Regions from separate parts of the Homo sapiens genome. Here region 2 is linked to region 1. Evidence: chromatin loops called from intact Hi-C (ENCODE). Cell type or tissue: endothelial cell of umbilical vein. All regions are shown on one strand. Links, peaks and the distances in the headings refer to the core of each region. The heading gives the core; the rest is flanking DNA.

The links. Hi-C counts contacts between places; a loop is a spot of excess contacts. Peaks named below come from ENCODE experiments on the same cell type or tissue, not always from the same donor. Only the 100,000 strongest peaks of a DNase experiment are listed, where the experiment ranks them.
Region 2: it touches region 1 in a loop (4-fold over the local background); 12 of 110 quality-filtered maps call a loop at or near these places.

Annotation. Positions count from the first base shown.
Region 1 is chr16:83,209,465-83,220,994 of GRCh38, reverse strand. It overlaps CDH13 (cadherin 13), which reads right to left. Exons shown (of 14, transcript NM_001257.5): 5 at 3,498-3,650. Among named protein-coding and RNA genes, the nearest start is that of CDH13-AS1, 180 kb to the left of the region's middle. In endothelial cell of umbilical vein, for the core only: a CTCF peak has its summit at 5,389 (motif pointing right); a DNase peak (open chromatin) is centred at 5,434.
Region 2 is chr16:83,338,884-83,350,413 of GRCh38, reverse strand. It overlaps CDH13 (cadherin 13), which reads right to left. Exons shown (of 14, transcript NM_001257.5): 6 at 5,408-5,552. Among named protein-coding and RNA genes, the nearest start is that of CDH13-AS1, 55 kb to the left of the region's middle. RefSeq lists an enhancer at 5,191-6,390. In endothelial cell of umbilical vein, for the core only: no CTCF peak of the experiment used is centred there; a DNase peak (open chromatin) is centred at 6,213; H3K27ac peaks cover 2,212 bases.

The DNA of each region.
Region 1 (11,530 bases), core at 2,085-10,084:
ACTTCTTAAGTCTCTTGTGTGAAATGGATTAAATAAGAGAATTATACAAAGTGTTTAGCATAATATCTGCCATGCAGTGTTCAATAAACAGGAGCTTCAATGGTGATGCACTTTCAGGGGCCCAAGGACAAATGTATTCCAGATTATTTCTTATCATACAAATCCCTGAGGTTTAGATCAAAATATTTCTTGTTGGATTTGGAAAACGTTAATACATCAACACGTACTTGCATGTGAGCAGCACTTAACTTTAAACAACAGAAACATTGGCGCTATTATGATGACAACACATTCACCTGCAGGCTCTCTCCTTTTTTTTTTTTCTTTTTCTTTTTTTTTCTTGCTCTGTTTTTCTATTTTTATTTTTATTTATTTATTATTTTTTATTATTATTACACTTTAAGTTCTATGGTACATGTGCACAACGTACAGGTTTGTTACATATGTATACATGAGCCATGTTGGTGTGCTGCACCCGGCTCTCTCCTTTTTAAACTTGCAAGACTAGAAACTAAAATGTGAGGATTTGGAGACCCAGGATTCTCCTCTTTGAAGAACCACATTTGCTCCCAACCGTGTTGACTACCATGAATACCATGGATCTAGCTGTACTACTAAAATAGTAACTTATTCTTAAACAGGCACTTGGAATGAACGGAAATTGCAACATTCCTGTGCCCAAAGTAGACCAACATGAGAGTAACCCAGTTCTCATCATCTAAAAATAAAGAACCGCAGAATGATCGGGGCTCTTCCTCAAACTTGCTTCTTCAAGGAAGAAGCTTCAGCAACTGTAAGAAGCTTCAGTGCGGGTATGATGAAAACAGGACAATGACCGAACTGAAGTGCATGAAGCACGGAGGGAAACGGCATCAGAAAGTAGGCCCTCATGAGCCCATTGAAGAGTGCGCTGCCAAGGGCTGGGCCCCAGTCTGCCAGTCGTAAGTAACCCAAGTACTTGTGTAAGAAACTGCATTCCCACTAAATACCAGTACCCTTTCCAATGAGGGTATATGACCCTGTGCTGGTGTTATCAACAAGCCATGTTACAAACCAGGCACAACTTCCTGCCATGTCACCTACACACAGAAGAGAGGAATTCAAGCCAGTTTATTCCGAAACAAAGAACTAGAATAAAAGATACATGAAAGCAAGGAACCCAGTGTGTCTTGTTGCTACTGTATCCTCCGAACACCTTGAAGCGTGTCCCTTACCCTATAAGCACTCAATTAAATGTATGTAAAATGAATGAATTGCTCAATCAATCCATATGCTATGACATAGACTATAAAAGTATAGTAAAAACTCAAGACTACTCAAGGAAAGTTTGTGCTGGACATGAGAGATTGGGCTATAACTTGGAATCCTTTGGGTTTTCACTTACCTTCCTTCACCTTTAATATCATTGATTATTGTCACCCATGTAGGAAGATTATATGATGCTTACTATGTTTCCAGCATTTTCTAAATGCTTCATATGTATTAACTCATTTAATCCTTATGAAATCCTATGACATCATTATTATTTTTCCCATTTTCCAGGATAAGAAGTTGAGGCAGACAATTTGTCAAGTTTCCACACCTAGTACATGATAGCCATGATTTGAATGCAGCCAATCTGGCTGTGTGCAGAATCCATGCTTTTAACTACCGTAATATTATATGGCCTCAGTTTTTAAAAAGTATGGGAAGCTCCAAGCTGCAACCGAAGCTCTGTTTTATTAGCTGTTTAGCAATTACTAGTTAGCAAAAACTAGTAATTTCATTTTTTATAATCCTCAGAAGCGTTAGCTGTAATCATACTTTATGGACAAGAATCCCAAGATCAGGGAGGGTAAGAGTGTTGCTCAAGGTCCCACAGCTCAGTACGCAGCAGCACTGAGACCTGAATGGAGGATCTCAGATGCTGTATTAGTCCGTTCTCATGCTGCTAATGAAGACATACCCGGGACTGGGTAATTTACAAAGGACAGAGATTTAATGAACTCACAGTTCCACATGGCTGGGGAGGCCTCACAATCATGGCAGAAGATGGAGGAAGAACAAGGGGACTTCTTACACGGTGGGCAAGAAAGCATGTGCAGGGGAACTCCCATTCATAAAACCATCAGATCTCATGAGACTTATTCACTATCACGAGAACAGCACGAGAAAGACTCACCCCCATGACTCAATTACCTCCCACTGGGTCCCTCCCATGACACGTGTGAATTCTCAGAGCTACAATTCAAGATGAGATTGGGGAGACAGCCAAACCATATCAGATCCCACAGCTCTTGATCACTCTGTTAAGAAATTATGAAATTTATTGTATCTTTCCTTAGTTTTTTGTGCCAGAACTTTCTTGGAGACTCCCATGATGGGCACAGAAAGACAAGAGGGCATCTATCCATAGTCTGCTGCTGGTTGTTCCTACAGGAGCTGGACCCCAATAGCTGCCAGGTCACCTCTGGTTACTGTCAAGGCCAGCTGGAACTGGGTATTTCTGAGGTCACCAACATTCAATTTATACAACTACCTGATTCCCCCTTGAGTATAAGTTGGGACTCATGGCTCACGTTTCAGTTCTCATTGACAGGTGACTCCCCCAGCAAATGCTCAGAAAAGGCTTTGGCAAGGCTTCCGAGATGGACATCTGGAAAGCACCCGCATCCTCCCAGGGCCTGAGACCCTTGAGCGCATTGCCCAGTAAGGGTTCTGCTGGAGGGTGGGGACTTTACTACCTACCATCATGCTACTGCTCTATGTCTGTCCAGCACTTTATGCCTCCAACGCCCTTATAGTATCTTCTCACTTCAAACTCACAATAATGCATTTAAGTAGGTAAGAAAACCAAATCAATCAATCAATCAATCACTTCCAAATACAACCATTAACCCACTGATTTTTCTTTATCATTTTTGTTAAACATATACACCTCATGATATGTGCAAATACTCCATTGGTAATGAGGATACCATATGTGTCTGTATGTTGTTTTCATTCAATATCTTGAATCTCTCCCATATAACACAACTTCTTCAGAAGCATTTTAAATGGCTAGAGAAAACTGCCTTGCAAAATCTGCCATAATTTAACTACTCCTTTATGGCTGAATATTTAGCAACTGTTTTCACCCTAAGGACCATGTCTTGCTAATTATATCAGGTCTTGGGGTTTATACCTCTTCCAGCTCTAGATCATCAAGCTGGTCTCTGGAAAGCCAAAGTTGCCCTAAGGGTTCTGACCTCCTCTGAGATGCCCCCAGGGTCTCCCTTCTTGGTCTCTGGTACCCAAAGTCTGATGCAGGCCTGGAGGGCTCTACTGATGAGATAAAGACCCCCCACTGTTGCCCTGTCAGGGTTCAATTCCATCCACTTCAGCTCCCACAGAAACACCCTAAAGCCATGCAGTCCCGGGTTTGATGAGGCACAGAAATAATGAGCTCAGTGGGAAGAAAACAATCTTTGAAAGCCACATTTCTGCGCACAGGGTGGGCATGGGAGAGGGGTACTCACTTGATAAACAGCGATTACTTCTCTGTCCAAGGTCCGTGTCACGGAGACGCTCCCTGTGTTCTCATTGATTCTGAAAATTCCTTTAGGCTCTTGATCCACTCCCTTTCCAGTGAGCCGGAACTTGGACCTTTCTGGCCTGTCACTATCGACTACCTAGTCAGAAAAACAGAGAGACATTTAAAACTGCCTGGAAAACACAGAGAAAGCACATTGCAAACATACTCCCATGAGCAATTCACTAATCACAGGTGCCAGCACATGGGTACCTGGTGAACACAGATTTGACTAAAGTAACAGCACCAGAAATAGCATCACTGCCTAACGCCTTTCATCCTAATATCCACGTCTTTGCAGCTGGCAGCTGAGGAAGCTTACCAGCACTCGGGTGACATACAGTGATGGATCAAGGAGGGCAATAATGCCAGTTCAGTCAAAGTTGGACATTTTATTATTTTTAACTCCACGAAATATATTTTTTTCAAAAAAATATTTATCTGCAAACAAAACAAAAAAGGTAATGGAAGCCATTTGCTGCGCATGCATTGATCAAGATTCCAGGTATTTACATATATCCACTAATCCAGTGTCACCTGCCCTGTCACTTCTACTAGGTACTAGGCATGGTGCAGAGGAAGCACTTTGTCTCATCAGAAAAGGTTTATACATATACATATATACACATATATACACATACACACATCTATTTAGGGGGCTTATATATATAATATGTATATAACCCCTAAATATTATATATATCAAACCCCTATATATTAAATATATATGCATCAATATTATATATAGATACCTCAATTTAGGGGTTTTATATATGTGAAACCCCTAAATATGATATATAATATATATATTAAACCCCTATGTATTATATATATTAAACCCCTATGTATTATATATTAATATATATATTAAACCCTACATATTATATATATTAAACCCCATTATATATATTAAATATTACATATATTAAATCCCTATGTATTAAATATATATAATAAATAAAATATATATGTTATATATAAACCTCAAATTAGGGTTGTGTATATATATATATATATATATATATATATATATATATATATATATATTTCAATGCTGGAGGCAGAGGACATTATTATTTCCACTTAATGGATGAAACCACTGAGATAGAATGAGTCAGCAAGCTGGCCATGGCCAAAGCTATGAAAGAGATAAAAATGGGTTCAGAACCACATCTTCCATTCTCTAGAGACACTGCAATACAACATACAACACTGTCGTTTCTGAATTTACTTTATGGAATTTTCCTACAAATTGTCGACCTTGATTTGACATTTGAAGAATAAATTTGGAAGGGAAAGGTGGAGGAGAGTAGTTCCAGGCAGAGGGAACAGCACAGACAAAGGCAGCAGGCAGACAAGGAAGAGTCTGGAAAGTTTTGCAAATCGTGAGTTACTGGCATATGCTTAAGCATGTAGAGGGTTAGGCTGAGAAGCAGTTGGGGTCAAAGTATGGGGGGTGGTCTTTTTATGTAGATGTGCAACTAAAGAGAACTATTATTGGCATAAGTGGAATCTAGAGTTTACCCTCAAGTATTCATCTATATTTATGTCACTTTATCATCAGAACCTTCAAACGTTAATTTGATTATAACAAAACAATTGAAAGGTCATGAACACAATAATCATTCAGGACACACAGATAAAAGAAAGCTGATACAGATCTAGCTGTCACCAAATTACAAACGAACAGGCACCTGTTGACACATACTCAACAGCGCCTGGAGGGTTTAGGTGGCTAAGACAGGAAACCTGCCCTCTCCTAATCAAAATGGGTCCTGCCCGCCCCCTGCTCCACCACCCCACCACCCCCGCCACTTTAGCTGCCGCCAAGCCTGCAATTCCGATGTCTGACACCAGGTGGCAATGGTGCCTAAGGCAGCATGAACTTTACGCCAGGGTTCATCTGGCAGGATCACTCAAGGCATTACAGGTTTTTTTTTTTTCCGATTAAAAAATGTTGTTTATTAAAATACACTGAGTGTTGACTAAACACCAATTACATATGTTTGTATTTTTAAGAGTAACTGAAAATTGGATACAAAAGAAAATTAAAAATAAACTATGTGGGCCGGGCGTGGTGGCTCATGCCTGTAATCCCAGCACTTTGAGAGGCCAAGGTGGGCGGATCACTTGAGGTCAGGAATTCAAGACCAGCCTGGCCAACATGGTGAAACTCCGTCTCTACAAAAACTACAGAAAATTTAGCTGGGCGTGATGGCGCACACCTGTAATCCCTGTTACTCTGGAGGCTGAGGCAGCAGAATCGCTTGAATCTGGGAGGCATAGGTTGCAGTGAGCTGGGATTGCTCCACTGCACTCTAGCCTGAGTGACAGAGTAAGACTCCATCTCAAAAAAAAAAAAAAAAAAAAAGAGGTGTTTGATACTCTCTGATGAAAATAATTTTCAGTCATTGCTTGACTTGATTAATCCAACTGATACTTTTCCACTGACCCCTCTACTTGCTGCCTGGAAGCCCCATGAGGTCAAGAGCCACAGCTTACTGGGCTCACCATTGGATCCCTGTGGCTGGCAAGTAGCGAGAATGAACTCCACGGATTAGACAGCTATATGTTGCAATCCTAGCTTTCCCAGTGATCCACTGTGTGAGTATGAACACGGTCCATCGCCTCATCTTTAAAGTGCAGATGACACCACTTACTTCCCAGCATTGCCGAGGGTTTAATGAGATGGCATCTATAAAGTACATGTCCTGCCACACAGAAGGAGCTCAGTTAATCAAAGCTAATAATTCCAATATTAATCATCACAATAAAATTACACTGTTGTTAATGGGTAAGAATGGTATCTCTATCCTTTTCTGAGGGAATAGGTGGTTTCCTCTTTTTTTTTTTTTTTTTTTTTTTGAGACAGAGTCTCACTCTGTCACCCAGGCTGGAATGCAGTGGTGCAATTTCGGCTCACTGCAACCTCCGCCTCCCAGGTTCAAGTGATTCTCCCACCTCAGCCCCCTAAGTAGGTGGAACTACAGGCACACGCCACCATGCCTGGCTAATTTTTATATTTTTAGTAGAGATGGGTTTTCCCCATGTTGGCCACGCTAATCTCGAACTCCTTACCTGATGTGATCCACCCGCCTCAGCCTCCCAAAGTGCTGGGATTACAGGTGTGAGCCACCACGTCCGGCCTAGGTTTCCTTTTTAATAACAAAATTCACAGGCCTCCCAGAAGAGAAGTGCTCTGGAAACAGCTCCCTGCGTGGGAAGGGGTCACCAAGCACACTCACCTCTTCTCTGTCACTGTGGTCATTATTGCTTCACCCCTCTCTGCCAGCAGCAGTATTTACTGTGAAGAGCGAAAGAACAAAGCTTCCACGGTGTGGAAGGGGATCCGAGCAGGTTGTCGCTGCTGCCTTGGGGGTGGCCAGCTTTTATTCCCTTATTTGTCCCCACCCATGTCCTGCTGATTGGTCTATTTTACAGAGTGCTGATTGGCCCACTTTACAGAGTGCTGATTGGTCCATTTTACAAACCTCTAGCGAGCCACAGAGTGCAGATTGGTGCGTTTTTACAGAGCACTGATTGGTGCATTTTACAAACCTCTAGGTAGCTACAGAGCACTGATTGGTGCATTTTACAATCCTAGCTACAGAGTGCTGATTGGTGCATTTTACCATCCTCTTCTAAGAAAAGTTCTGCAAGTCCCCACTCCACCCAGGAAGTCCAGCTGGCTTCACCTCTCATTACCACCTTTGCCCAAATATGGATTAAAACTCCTTCCTCTTGTTCTCCTAAGCACACCTGAGATGAGCAGGTCCTTTTTGAAGATTCTATTAACATACAATGCATTCTGACGAGCAACGAACATGGGAATTCTACAAGAGCTATGAAGCAATCATGCTTCCCAAGAATGGGCTTCTCTGACCCATCTATCTGCCAGACACAGGCCCCGCTGGTGAAGACCTGCCAGGAAAAGCCTTCCGGGCTGTTAGTTATCTTTTCTTGACCCTTCTCTGCTCAGAAAAAGTTGGGAACACAGCACCCAGACCTTCTAGAAGAAACAAGGAGGGGGTGGGGGAATGGGCCTCTTGGGACAAACATCACCACCCTCCCGTTTCTCTGCCTGCCACTCGGCACAGAAAGCTGAATTCTAGACCCAGAAATTATCCCAGGGTGACTTTCCCTTCTGCTGCCAAGGGTGGGTCTCAGTCATTTTCTTGCCCTCTCTCAGAGAGCTTGAGCCACTTGGTGGTACAGACACAAAGGTCTTAGAGGCAGGACCTAGCTGAGTTGGCTCCTGCTGCTGAATTGAAATTACTTATTCCCCAGGAAAGAAGCCAGTCCCCATTGTGAGGGCCCCAGCTTAGCACTGCACACGTCTGTCTCTCTTCTGTCTCTCTTCAACTTTTTATGTTCTTAAGGATGTGGCTGCTGAACCTGCCTCCTGCTCCTCAGAGCTATGTTCACTTTGAAGAAACACCCACAGCCAAGAATGGTGTTCCCAGAGTGAGAGGCCCTATGGGACCACCAGCACAGGGAAATGGTGGGTGTCACTTCCAGTAGGGGCCTTGCTTTCTCTAGACTAATTGGTCTCAAGATATGATTCACTGGAACAGTATCAGCATCACTGGGAACTCATTAAAAACGCAAATTCCCAGGCTTCCCCCAAGCCTCTTGTATCAGAAATCAGGGTAGGGGGAGAATTGCTGGCAATCTGAGCTTTAACAATCCCCCCTCCCCAGGTGATTCTCACGCATACCCAAGTTTGAAGACCACTGCTTTGGGCAGCTTTCAGCACCATCCCTGTTGAGTATCACTGATGCTGGTTTCCACCGCTACTGTTTGGAGCCCTCTGCTAAAAATAGGCTGGGTCTGTTTGCCACCTTCTTTCTAGACCTATTTTAAACATATAACACTAACAGGAAGTCTTTTAAAAACCTGTTTCTAAGACCTCAGAAAGCAGAGTTGGTTTTTCTTAAAGTCACTAGATGCAACATCTCTACGTGTGTTAAAGGCACCCCATGGCTTGGAGGAAGCTTGGCGAGGAAAGCATGAAAGTGGAGTGGGGAAAGTCCCTCTTCAGGGGAAAGCTCAGTGTCTTGGCTTAGTTTAGATCCAGGAGGAAGCTCAAGCCCTTCTGAATTACCCACCACCTCTCTGGCTTCTTGGTGCCTAGCTGGGTTTTCAGAGGGACCCCAGCATATTCCAACTTCACGAACTGGGGGATGGGAGGTATGCAATGACCATAACCCAAGGATACACTCAGCCATGCTTCAAAACCACTCCATGCAAATCAAGTGTGTTTCCAGACCACCTTGATTATGCTGTGCTCAACTCCTGGGAACTCCACAGCTGCAGCAGCTGAGCCTGCAGCCCTTTGTTGTTGTTTAATGTCAAGAAATATAAGAAATCCAGTGCACTCCTCTGGCCAAAGCAAACCCTGCCACGAGTCTCGACTGTTGCAGCAGCTGTTAAGGCCCATTATATACTCCATAGCAGGGCTTCACAGTTAGCGAGAACTTCCTATTATTCTTTGTAATTCCACACTTCTTTTCACAGTGGGATGTTTTTTTTTCTTGTCCTCTGAGTTGGAATGGAAAAAATAGCTAAGGATGAGAAAGAACATGAGCCCCTGGTGTCAACACTCTGGAAGGGCATGTAAATAGCACACAGGAGTCTTGCCTCATACCTGGGTAAAGAGACTTCCTGGCTGGCTGTTTGGGGGGGGGAGGTGGGCGTCGCATAGCTGGGACCAGTGTCTTCTGCATCCGGGCAGGGGCAGGGAGTACTGAGGCCTGGAGCAGGTAGTGACTCCTTGATTTGATTTTAAGGGTGTTCTCACGGTATGCCTTTTACAGATGTGACACAATATGGACAAAGCCAATGTTCCATTCAGTTCCCCTGCAAAGTCCCATGCCTACCTCTATTCTCAGCTGTAATGAATGATACAATGTGGTGTGTGTTTTTAATGTATTTGCATACATATGAACTCATAGACTATATAGCAGCTTTGAGTGGTTTTACATAAATAAGGTCATTATATATGAATTATACAATTATTTCTACTCAATGTGGTTGAGGTTGAGGTTTGTATGTGTATATGTGTGTATTCATTTATAAACTTCGGGTGGTAATTTTAGATTTACAGAACTATTACAAAGATACTACAGAGTTCCCATGTACCCTTCATCCAATTTCCCCTAATGTTGACATCTTACGTAAAAATGGAACATTGGTCATAACTGATAAATTAACACTGATACTTGACTATTAACTAGACTCCAGATTTTATGTATTCAGATTTCATCAGTTTTTCTAGTACCTTTTTTTTTTTTTTTTGAGATGGAATCTTGCTCTGTCACCCAGGCTGGAGTGCACTGGTGTGATCTTGGCTCACTGCAACCTCTGCCTCCTGGTTTCAAGTAATTCTCCTGACTCAGCCTCCCAAGTAGCTGGGACTACAGGTGCGTGCCACCACGCCCAGCTAATTTTTGTATTTTTAGTAGAGACAGGGTTTCACTGTGTTAGCCAGGATGGTCTCAATCTCCTGACCTTGTGATCTGCCTGCCTCGGCCTCCCAAAGTGCTCGGATTAGAAGCATGAGCCACCACGCCCGGCCTCTAGTAACCTTTTTTTTTTTTTAATCCAAAATCCAATCCAGGATCCCCCACTGCCATGTGTGACTGTGGCGTTTCGTTGTATATTTTGGTACTTCCCTGTAGGTTCTCACTTTCTTGAATTGCACTTTAATCGGTTACTCTTTTTTCCTTGTATAGAAAATGAATTTGAAGTATCAGAATGACAGAGTTGCCAAGTTCTGCAAGTCATTGTCCTCCTCCCACACTCTGCCAACCTCTATCCTCTGCTCCTTAACCCAGATCTCAAGTAGCTACTTTGTCTGCTTTGTCCTCAGAGCCTAGAACAGTATGCCGTACGTGGTGGGCTTTTAAATAAACATTGCATAATGAATACGTAAATGAATATTAAGTAGTCTCTTCCCTGGCCTCCATGTTTCTGATTTCTCTTTTATCCCATCTCCTGTCCTAATTGCAACCAGAATGGTCATTCTAAAATGCAAACCCACATCTGACTGGGGCAGTACCCATATGAAAACTTGCAATCGGCCTGGCACAGTGGCTCATGCTCATAATCCCAGCACTTTGGGAGGTTGAGGAAGGTGGATCACCTGAGGTCAGGAGTTCAAGACCAGCTTGGCCAACATGGTGAGACCCCGTCTCTACTGAAAATACAAAAACTAGCTAGGCGTGGTGGCAGGCGCCTATAGTCCCAGTTACTCGGGAGGCTGAGGCAGGAGAATCGCTTGAACCCGGGAGGCAGAGGTTGCAGTGAGCCAAGATCACACCACTGCACTCTAGCCTGGATGACAGAGCGAGACTCTGTCTCAAACAAACAAACAAAAAACACCCCATGAAAACTTGCAATGGCTCCCTCTGCCAGAGGGTAAAATCTCAGAGCTCTTCTTTGATGGGTCTCCACCTGCTTCTCCAGTCCGAAGCCACAACCCAGCATGAGGCACAGCCCTCTGAGCTGTGCCTTTCTTTAGCTGGATGGCCATCCCCCACCTACTCTGCTGGGGATGCCCTCATCTTCCTGGACTTGGTGCCGGCGATTACTTACCCACTGAACCTTCCCCTGACCCTTTCTCCTGCCCACTCCATGCAGACTTAACCTCATCCACCTGAGCTCTAGCCCTCCTCGCCTGCAAGGTCTGTTAAAGCTAGGGGAGCACCTTGCCTCTTGGTGGGTGGTGGTAACTGTCCCTCAGGCTGTTGCTTTCTTATTCTCTTTCACATTCCCAGGGCTTGGAACATAGAAGACACTTGATTAACACTCTGAGTGAAGAAGTACAACTTTATTTGCCTGTTTTTATATGATTATAAAATGCTTCATAAACTCACAAATTAAAAATAAGGTCTGTCATACAAACCTCCTTTTTCTTTTTCTTGGAAAATGCAGCCACTTTACCTGGAGACACATTTTCAGACCTTTATTTCTCTTTTT
Region 2 (11,530 bases), core at 1,633-9,632, 130 kb before region 1:
TCAGGACACAGAACGTGCACCTTTAGGTAAATGCCACATTCATCTTTGTCAGTCATGCAGTTTGGGAGCTAATTCTTTCCTTCTGTGACCTCTCACCACCTATCTTTCTCAAAGCTGCCCCACCCGTCCAGGGTGGGGGGCTGCCATTCTCCCAGCTGCCCTGGCTGCCATTTGGGGTGGCTAAAAGCCAGGAGAGCGAACACAACCTACAGCCAGCTCCTGATGTTGTTGGAAGGCCGAGGCCTCAAGAGGACAGGATATTGGAGCTGATGGATCCCAGGTTTCCCTTGCGCACAGCTGGCGGCAAGTGCCTGGAAATTAAAGCCCCCCATCCTTGGGGACAGCTTTGAACCTATGTCTCATTATCAGACTTGGGGGAGTAGATATTCTAGCTACCTGCCCCTTAGCTGAGATAACTCTAACGTATGTGTTTAATGTCATTTCCTTGAGCTCCCCAAAAAGGATAAAGCTGCAGTTACCCACTCTGGGAGCTGCTTTAATAATGCACCTCAAGGGCCAGGTGCAGTGACTCACACCTGTAATCCCAGCATTTGGGAGGCCAAGGTGGGCGGATAACCTGAGGTCAGGAGTTCAAGACCAGCCTGGCCAATGTGGTGAAACCCCATCTCTACTAAAAATACAAAAATTAGCTGGGCGTGGTGGCAGGTGTCTGTAATCCCAGCTACTCGGGAGGCTGAGGCAGGAGAATTGCTTGAATGCAGGAGGCACAGGTTGCAGTGAGCTGAGATCATACTATTGCACTCCAGCCTGGGCAACAAGAGCAAAACTCCGTCTCAATAGTGATAATAATAATAATAATAATAATAATAATGCACCTCAAGTTGTCTGACTTCCTTTTCTGTACCTCACCTTACCTGGTATCTGTCCCTGTACCTCTCAAGCAAACCACAGGCAGGCCTCAATCTTCATCTCAGGGCCTGCTTCTGTGGGAGCCTGACATGCCATTCCTCATGGTCAGCCATTCTCAAAGGTGCCCAGGAAACCACCAGAGGGCAAAACACCCATGAATTGATGCCAACAAGACATGATGGGGCCTTGGAATTAGTGCCCTCCAGGAATTTCAAGAGTTCTCACCCTCTACCCCCTACTCATGAACACCATGTCTTGGCCATCAGAAAACACCAAACTCACACAGAGATCTGTATGCCCCCAAGGAGCAGCCAGAGCCTTGGCTTGGGCCTCATAAATCAATGTCTGTGGCTCTGCAAAAGCAACAGCTCACGATCTGCAAAGTCAAAGACCATTATGTTCTGCTGATCTTCCTTCATCCAGGAATGATTCACCAAAACAATACCCCGGAGTTCAGTGCTGAGCAGCCGGAATGGTCTCCTGTCTGCACATACAGATAAATATGGGTGACCTTCCTTTGTGATAGATTGGTGCCGAGGGCATTCGAACACATGGGGACATGAAAATGACGCGTGGTTTGCTGGAAGATGAATTTGTCTTCACACAACTCATGTGTCTCTTTGCTTTACCTTTGCTAAAGGGTACTCTTCCAGAATAAAAATAATAATTGCACTGTTAACAATACAAAGGCATTCATTGTACATTTACTGTTCCCTAAGCACTGGGTGAAGCATGTTGTCTCACTGAATCCTCACATATACTTCTCTAAGGTAGCTACTGTTATATTCTATCCCCATTTGCAGAGGGTCCTAGAAGGTTCAGTAACTTGCCCAATATCACACCGTGTTAAATAGCTGAGCACAGCGTCAAACACAGCTCTAGGCTACAATGCTGTGAGCAGGAACAGCCACATAATTTGTGACGCTCAGTGTAAAATGAAAATGCAGACACCTTGTTCAACAATTATTAAGAATTTCAACATGGTGACAGCAGAACGCTAAACCAAGCCCCAGGCCCTTCTGAGCATGGGACCCTTCTGTTCCCTTGGCTGTGTGAGGCCACAAAGGCTGTGCCCCATGAAGCTGCCTTTGGTTATGTAGGCTCAGAAAAAAGTGACATGAGTGGTGACAAAGGCCTCAACACTTAACACCGTTGAACCCTAGAGGTGATTCAATGGGCCTGGCTATTTCATCCGAAGAACTAGTCATTTTCTGTGAGGATCTAAATCAGTTCATCTGATAGAACTGCACAAATACTTCCCCCAGCTGGGCCTGCAAAGAGTCTGTGGTGTAAAACATGGAAACAAGAGAGCAGACCCAGTGGGTCACGTGGCTCTTAGGTTTCATTTTTTTCCTAGATGGAGTCTTTCTCTGTCGCCCAGGCTGGAGTGCAGTGGCGTGATCTTGGCTCACTGCAACTTCCGCCTCCTGGGTTCAAGCAATTCTCCTGCCTCAGCCTCCCGACTAGCTGGGATTACAGGCACCCACCACCGCACCCGGCTAATTTTTGTTTTTTTCGTAGCAATGGGGTTTCACCACATTGTCCAGGCTGGTCTCCAACTCCTGACCTCAAGATCCACACACCTCAGCCTCCCAAAGTACTGGGATTACAGGCTTGAGCCACTCCACCCAGCTGGTTCTTGGGTTTCTTGTAGCTCACACAAGGCCCAGGAAGAAATGCGGGCTATTGTAGACAGACCCGGACTAGTCTTTTGAGCATGATGCCAGTGCAGATGTGGCCAGAATTTGCAGAGAATTAAGGCAGATGTGGCAGCCTCTTACCAGCTAAGTAATCAACCATTCACCAAATTTTGAAGCTGGAGACGTAGACACTGATTGTGCCTTTTCCCCAGCCAGGTAACTTTGTCAAGTTCCTGAGCCTCTTTGATGTTCAGTTTTCTCATCTGTAAGATAGGGATAGTGGTAGCCACCTCTCAGGGCAGGAAGTGGGATCATGGATGAAATGATGTTGTACATATATGGCTGCTGGCACACAGTAAGTACTCGACGCAGTGCTATGATACCTGATGGCTGTGTTCACCATGAATTCAGCGGGACAGGTGAAAGAGCATATGATTTGAAGGCAGGTTATGCACTGACTCCCATCTTTTATTTGTGAGAGCATGGAAAATCATGGAACTCTTTCCAGAGTCAGCCCCCAACCCCAACCCCTACCCCCACCCAAACCCCACCCCTACCCCCACCCTTACTCCCAGTGGGTGTCGAATAATTTCTACAACACATGGGATCCTATGAGCCACAGATGAGCAGAGCATAATGGAAATACAAGAGACGATCATTTTTATAGCCAGTTAGGGTTTGTTATTACTTGTAAACGATTTAAGTTGAAGAAGAGGTTGGAAAGAGGATACCGTCTTCTTCATCAGATTCCCACTGGCCTCATGAATGCTTCGGGGGCCATCTTGCCTGCAACTCTCTTACAGGGTGCTAAGTAATCTAAGTGGCTTTTTGTTTGAAAGTCTTTTGCAACATTTCCACATTCTGGATCCCAAATCTGACTGATTCTATTTCACTGCGTGCTTTATAGTCCAACCCAGAGGGTGCTGAGAAAGAAAACAATGAATCCATACAGACACCTGAGTCTTTATGTATTTTTATAGGATAATACCAATCATAAATAGATATTTGAGGTGGTTTATGTTTTGCTGGAGAACTGTCTCTAACTGAATAACTCTGTGATTTAAGAAATTCAATGTGCATAAAGAACTCTATCTAAAAAATACACAAAAAACATACATAAAAAATACACAAAATAACATGTGCATAAAGAATTCAATGTGCAAAAAGAACTCTTTCTTCAAAAAATATTACATGTATATACATGTATCAAAAAATATTACATGTATCTGAAATTCTTTTCTAAACTTTAAGGACAGGCACAGTGGGAGGAAAATTGGACACCGTCTAATCATATACACACATAATATACAAAGACATGTGCAAGCTCACAGCCATCCCGAATGTAAGCACTGTCATTTACATTTAGAACACTTTCCCAGCCCATCTGAATTCTAGTCACTCACTCATGGGGCCCGAGTACCACAGATAGCAATTGGGAATCATTTTTCTGTTCTGCTCAAACTTTGGCCTCTTTAATCGCTTTCCTCATTGGTTCTCCAAATGTGTTCTGCACATCAGCTCGTTTAAGAAGATTTCTGTAAACATCAAACCGAAATTCTAGGGTGTTTCTCACCAGAAGCCATCTTTCCATCAAAAGCAGCTCACAGAGAGGGGCCACGTGGATTGTCTGCCCTGAAGTGACCTGACCTCCCTTCACCTGCCCTCTCTCCTTCTCTCCAGACCTGTCATTGCTCCTCTGCCATCTGCCTCCAACACTCCCCTAAACACCCTCCAGCACACACGCAGTGCATTTGCTTTCATTTTTACGGAGCGCATTTAAAGCTGGGAAGGAAGAGGGTCGCTCTTGCCCTTGGGGGATCTGATGCAGTGCATAAAGACCCAGCTCCTTGAAGCTGACGGGAGGTTTTAGGCATCTTGCATACAATTATCCACCTGGTTGTCTGGGAAGGTTACCATGGCAACATTTCCAGAGCCTCATGTATCTACATGTCACTGATAGATCCCATCAATTCAGAAAAGGGGGAAAAATAGTAAAAGCCGCTCTCATCTCCTGTCTGGTCTGACGAATCACTATTTTACCTATTTGGGCATAATCTAGGAGTATCATGATACTCTTAATATGATACTCTTAATATGGTGTTTTTTTTCACTCAAGTGTATTTTAAAGCTGAAAATCAAAGTGAGCCGAAGAGGAATTTTTCTGTTTTATTCTTTCATTTTCTCAAGCATTATACTTAGGAGTGACTTCAGCTGCTGGCTGTGGGATACTTTAATTTGTATGTATTGGGGCAAAAAAGGAAGCTCTAAATTCTAAAACCGTCCCTGATAGAAAGGTTAAACATGGGAAAAGACAGCGGGAGCTCTATAGTAACCTTGAGTGACTTCTATAACAGTAGGCACATGCATTTACGCATTTCCAGAGAGAGATATCAAACATCCTCCTTTTGGTCCTCTGACTGAAGACAAAAGATTTCTTCATGCACATCTTCTAAGGGAAGGGAAGAAGTCCTACCTATTTTACTAAAATAGTTCTTATTAAAAGGCCACTGTGAAAAGAAAGAACTGAGGAGTTTGTAATGGGGACCCAATTCTCATCAAAGCCCTGCTATAGCACAAAGTTTAGCCTTGGACTTTCACAAAGGTAAGCTGGATATTTACATGGTGCCCAACATCGGCCATGCCTTAGAGACTTAGATGGCAGTCATCCTTGGAGGATGATCTTCAGAGACAATGAAAGAGATTTCCGTAGCTTGCAACACCTCGGTCAAGCTTTGCACTTTAGCTTTCCAACCTGGCTTCTACGCAGGGAAGTATTAAGTCGACGCTGATACGAGCTGACAAGTTGGAACAGCCATAAGACAGTCCCTAGAATCCACAAAGATCAAAGTGTGCCTCTTTCCAAGCCATTACGCTAAAGGTAAGCCAATGTGACATACCTGTGGGTGACCCTTCCATGACGTGGCCGATGTAGGGGCCTTCCCGAAAGATCGGTCGGTTGTCATTCTGATCAATCACAATGACTTCCAGAGGCACCGGCCCCTCGAGAGTTTTGCCATTGACATCAGTGGTCTCCACAAATAGCTATTTGAGCAAAGAGATTGGGGGAGAAAGAAGATATTAATTCATTATGAAAATTCAAATAAGGTTCTCTAGAGAAAGTAGGTTATATCGACAATTTTATGAGCCCTTGGCAATATTGAAATTTTGGTCTCAGAGGATAGTCACTGGGACTAGAATAGAAATTGAACATTCCAGAATAAAAGGCAAAGATCAGTTCACTTTAGATCCCCCTTGGGAAATTTACAATTAATTCATCAAATCGGCAAAGAAAGTTAAAACAAAACAAAAAAACTCAAAACATAAACAGTCATAGCCAAGAAATTACGCTTGTATCATTTCTGTTTTCCCAATATCATTATGCTTAAAAGGAATGTTATGCTAATAAAAATAATTGACTAAGCAGTTATGAACCAAGTACATTAAGAGATAACCAAAAGTGTTTATGGCAATCTTTTAGGAGAAAGTCAGGTCAGTATTTGTTGGGGGCTTTCCTCAGGCTAGGAACTCAGAATTTGCAGGGGGCCTGAATGAGACCTCGGGATTCCTGCCCACCAGGCTGTTTACAATTTCGGAGGATTTCACAACACCATGAATCACTTCCATAGGGAACTACTTTCAGATCTCAATGAAGAAGGCAGCATAAAAAAACAACTTTTTTGTTTGTCTTGGAAACGAAGAATTATGTCATGGCATTTCCAGTGAATCACGGGGACCTTATGCGCACATTTTCTGTGCGTAATTCAACCTTGATTTAACTCAGCGATAAGAGTAATACTTCCTCTTGGATATAAGTGTTGGTCCCCGCATAGGAGTATTTTGATCAGAAAAGGGCATCTGCATTTGGAATCCTAGTACAACTCTTTCCTATCTGTGTGACCTTGAGCAAGACACTGGATCTCAGTTTTCTCATCTGTAAGTGGGGTTAACAAAAACACTCATTATTAGGAATAATAACAAACACTTATCCAGTGCTTACTTTAGCTCTATACTATATTATCTCACTTGATTGTCATAACAACCCTTTGGATCTTTTTACAGAGGAGAGAATGAAAGCAAAGAGAAGATAAATGGTGGAGTCCAGATTTGACCTTGGGAAGTCTGCCTCCAGAGCTCACTTTTTTAACCACTATAAACAATATTTCTAAAGCATTTAAATATGGTCTATCATATAATATGTCTCAAGAATATTAACTGCTGCTATTGTTGCTACAGTTATTATCAATACTATTGTCAAAAAAGAGCCCAAATTAGAAAAATGAAAGACAAACATTCTTGTTATAAATCAGTAGAGTCACATTCCACCTGATGGTATTGTAAACCAGTATAATCCTTTTCAAAAGCATGGCAAAATTCAACAGAAACCACGAAAGACTCATACTTTTGTTCCGTTTTTATACCACTCCTGATCCTATATAAGTTTGCACTACATATTTGGAACTATTCACTGCATTGTTATTTCTCAAAATAAAATTACACTGGCATCTGCCTGAACATCCAGTGGAAGGGAACTAGTTGAAGGAATGTTTGTGTAACAACATATTACAATACAATAATTTTTAAACTTTATTGATCTACTTAGAATATTGAGTAAAAATACACAAAATAACATGAGCATCATCATACATGACCTACAAATATGGATAGAATTTGAAGGCAGTGAGCAAAATGAAACCAGGTATGTGTGGGTAGATAATTTTTAAATTTTTTTCTTTAACATTACTTCATCCTTTTACCAGCAAATTCACACACAGACATACATACTTGATTTCTGGTGCAGATAAAATAATGCATGTAATAAGAAAAAATGAAGTGAACAGAGCCTCGTAATATCTGCACACAAAGGAGATCTCACAGAGAGTGAAATTTTATACTTTTATGTTTTTTTTAAGCTATTATGAGAATACTGCTAACAAAGGAAATCAATCAAAATAAAGCTCTGAGGCAATTTTATGTAATAACATAGGTCTGGTTTTTCATCTTCCCAAAATAGCCAAGGACTTGACTTTAACTCAACCAAAAAAAAAAAAAAAAAAAAAAAACAGAAACAAAAAAACACTGTGCCTAAAGATAACAAATATCTTGGATCTGAATCCTAAGATTCTACATTCTATAAGACTTGGCCAGTATCATAAGCTACAAGTAGGATAGGTAATCAGAATTCACATTTGCCAAATATTCAAATATGCTGAAACTGGGAAGGGCAGACAACAGATCCATCTTAACACAATGGAAAGAAAGACAGAAACTAAGGAGACACCATTGATTAGGATGAATACAGAATGTGGAGCTGAATCTCAGAAAACCAATTATGCAAACAGACAATCCAATGGTATTTTATGTTACAAAACTAATCAGAGTTTGACTCAGACTTTTCAGAGGACAATAATATCAACACAAGTCAAGACCTTTGGAATGGTCTCTAAAAACAGTGAAGGGCTGTTAAGTGGGATTTTCTTAAAGTTAATTTAATAAAAATTATTTGAGGACTCACTACATGTCAGCCATCACGCTGAACACCCTGGTATCCAGTGGTTAGCAGAAAAGATAACCCAGCATGGAAAGACAGGTGATAAACAAGAGAAAAAGATATGAACAAGATAATTTCAGTCACAGATGAGGGCTATGAAGGATATGAGACAGGTTTGAATACGAAAGCTTCACTACCCAATACTGTAGCTGCTAGCCACATATGGCTATTGCAATTTACATTTATTAAAATGAAAAAACTCAGTACTCCAGTCAAACTAGGAACGTTTTGAGTGCTCAGTAGCCACATGCAGGTAGTAGTTACCATATTAGACAACACAGATGTAGAACATTTCCATCACTGGGTAGAGTATGATTGACAAAGTGTGTGTGTGTGTGTGTGTGTGTGTGTGTGTGTGTGTGTGTGGCAGGGGACACCTATTCAAAATAAATGGTGGAGAAAACCTTATTGCTGAGGGAATGTTTCAGCTGAGGCTTGAATGACAAGAAAGTGGAAAGAGATAGCCATACAAAACACATGGAAAATGATTTCTAGACCGCAGGAATAGCAATAGCAGACTCTGAGGTAAGGATGAACTTGGAACTAATTGGAACTAATTTAGGAGTGGGGAATGGTATAAGATCAAGTCAAAGAATTAGGACTCTGCTCAACTCCGAATGGAGTAAGTTAAGGCTTATGTCCATACAAGAGTTTTTGCGTAGAACAATCTAAACCAAGTGAAGAATGAAGACATTTTCTTCCTATGAGTCCCTGGGAAGGCAGAGATGAGAAAGAAGTATATCATGCTTGATCCCCACAGAGGAAAACATAGTAGACTGAATAAAATATATAATAGGAAATGTTTGTGTTTTATGCAGAGGTTCATCCAGTTTTAAAATCATCTTATTAATGATGTGGATGAAAATTAAGCACATGCATATGCATGAGGAAGTTGTTAGTAAATACAGCCTTATCCACCCAATCACATACCGTAACAAAATCTGACATTCCCGTGAGTTTTCATCACTGTTCTCATACGAAGGTCAGACCCACAGTTAGCAAATGCCAAACTTTCTGAAGTCAGGCTCTTGAATTCCAGCGCATCCTCCAGTATCAGAGAATAAATGTTCAATAACGTTCTTGCCTGCCTTCTTTCTTCCTAATTGAAATACCCAAAGCACACAAAACCTTAGTTTGAAAAGACTGGAATAATGCTTGTTTCCTTTGAATTACATGATAGATTCAAGTGGCTGTGTTTGGGTTCTAAAAACAAAACAACCTCATATGCATTCAAAGGGAGGCATTCTGATGCTTGTTCTTTATGTTAGAAGTGAGATGCCACTTGGTAGAAACCTACTGTGAGAAAAACAAATAGGTAGGCATGGCAGAAGGCAATGAAATACTTGCTCAAAGGAAATGGAAACCACCCAGGCCCTCATTGCCTACTTCAAGACCACCCCTTCAGACATGAGGATTTCTATTCTTAGATTCAATGGTTGACCTGCATGGGAATAACAAGGTGTGATATTAAAAAAAAAGTCCACTGTGGAGGCAGATGAGAGGGGCACTCAACAAATGACAGCTAGAAACAGTTATCCAATGTTGCAGGATTTTAATAACTAATTCCATAGTAGGTAGCCTGAACTCCGAGCAATTACACATCTGACCAATGTCTGTGCTGTGTGTTCTAGTACCTTGCTATTCAAAGGTCAGTCTCCAAGCCAGCAGCATTGGCATCCCCCAGGAGCTGGTTAGAAATGCAGGCTCCTCGGTCCTGTCTAGATCCTACAGAGGAAACCCATTTTAACATTGTTTCTAGAGAATTCGGGTGCACATTACTGTTTGAGTGATGTTGTACTGAGACACAGGGGTTGGAGATGGAAATCCAAGGGTCTTGTGGAATTTGGGAACTGTATTCCCAGGTTCAGCTATAGGAAAATAAAATAAGCTCCAAACAGGAGGCTGAGTCTTGCCACCTGCTAGGAATTTCACTGTGTGGCTGTTGGACTCATTCACCACTCCCAAGTACACAGGCCAGGAAGACAGATGTTTGTAGGTCTATCTGGAGCAGCACGCACATGCGCACATACACACACACACACACACACACTCAGATGTAGGCAGACATATGTACATGTACCACAGACATAGCACACACATACAAATATACACATACATTTCCCATAAACATCAATTTTTTCCAATGTCCTTCTAATCTTCAACTGTGCATGCTGAATGCTTAAAAATCATATTTTGTCTGATCACTTTTTGAGAAGCTGTCAAATACAAAAGTAGAAGGAAATTGGTTATTAATTGAAAAGTGAAACATTGCAGAAAACAAAGTATAATGGAGAGGTCCCAGAGATGGGAAAGGTCACAGAGAATGGTGATGAGTGTTGGGGGGCCCTGTATTGCCTTAGCCTTGGTGTGATTTTTGGACCCCAACAGAATTATTTTCCTCCATTGAGATGAAATATCCCAGGGAGGAGTAACTCATTCAGCTTTATCACAGTGGGCCTATGGATCATCCAGGGAAGTGGGTAAAATCAGATTCTTTAGGAATTTATGTTTAAACCAGCACTTTGAGAGATTCTAGTGCTAGTGGTTTCCTGCTCACACGGTGGAAAGCTTGGCTGATCATGGGAGGGAGATCCAGATGCCACCTGCACTGGTGGGAGAGGTGGAGGGGAGAATTGCTGGAGGTGGGGGACATCTGTGAAAGGCTGACTGGAGGGCTTTAAGGAGCTGTGGAAAGAGCACTGGACCTGGATTCAGGAGACCTGATACTGAATCCTGCTGACACACCAGATCCGGGCCCTGAGCAGAGCATGCACCTCTCCGTATCCTGGTTTTTGTGTTATTAATAAGAGCCCACCATGGTGACTTTGCAGGATCTTGGTGCAGATTAACTAAAATAACACATGAAAGTGTCTGATACAAAGCTGGTACTGAGTCTGAAGTCAAATATTACTCCCCAGTTTTTAGGGGCCCAGCTTTATCCTTTCCTAGAGAGGGCAAAACTATTTTACATTTATAATAACTTAATTAAAATATTATTGACATCATTGGAGGCAAGGATTTTTGAGCAACCAGAAAGTATGATAAATACAGTTGCATGTTTATCATTTTGCTCTAAATATTGTCTAGAGGATGGCTCCTCTCTCAGGGATCAAGGAAGGAGAAACTCATGAGTCATTCTCTTCCTCAAATGAAACCTTCTCTTCTATCCGCAGCCACTCTATCAACATATCCTGCCCACATCCATTGTTTCACTTCCTGAATGTCCCCTTTTCTCTCCATCCCCCTCAACACTCCTTGAGATTAGCTTCTGTCACTTCTCACCAGGGCTACTGTGCAAGGCGCCCTGTGGGTCTTCCTGCACAGCCATGACTGCCTGCCACCATCTGTTTTCTATAGGGCTTCCAGGGTGTCTTTGTCAATGTTTATTGATTTATGTCACCCTCTATTGGATACCTTTCAATGGTTTCTCATCACTCTTAGGAAAAACAGCAAATACCTTTGCTTTGACAAG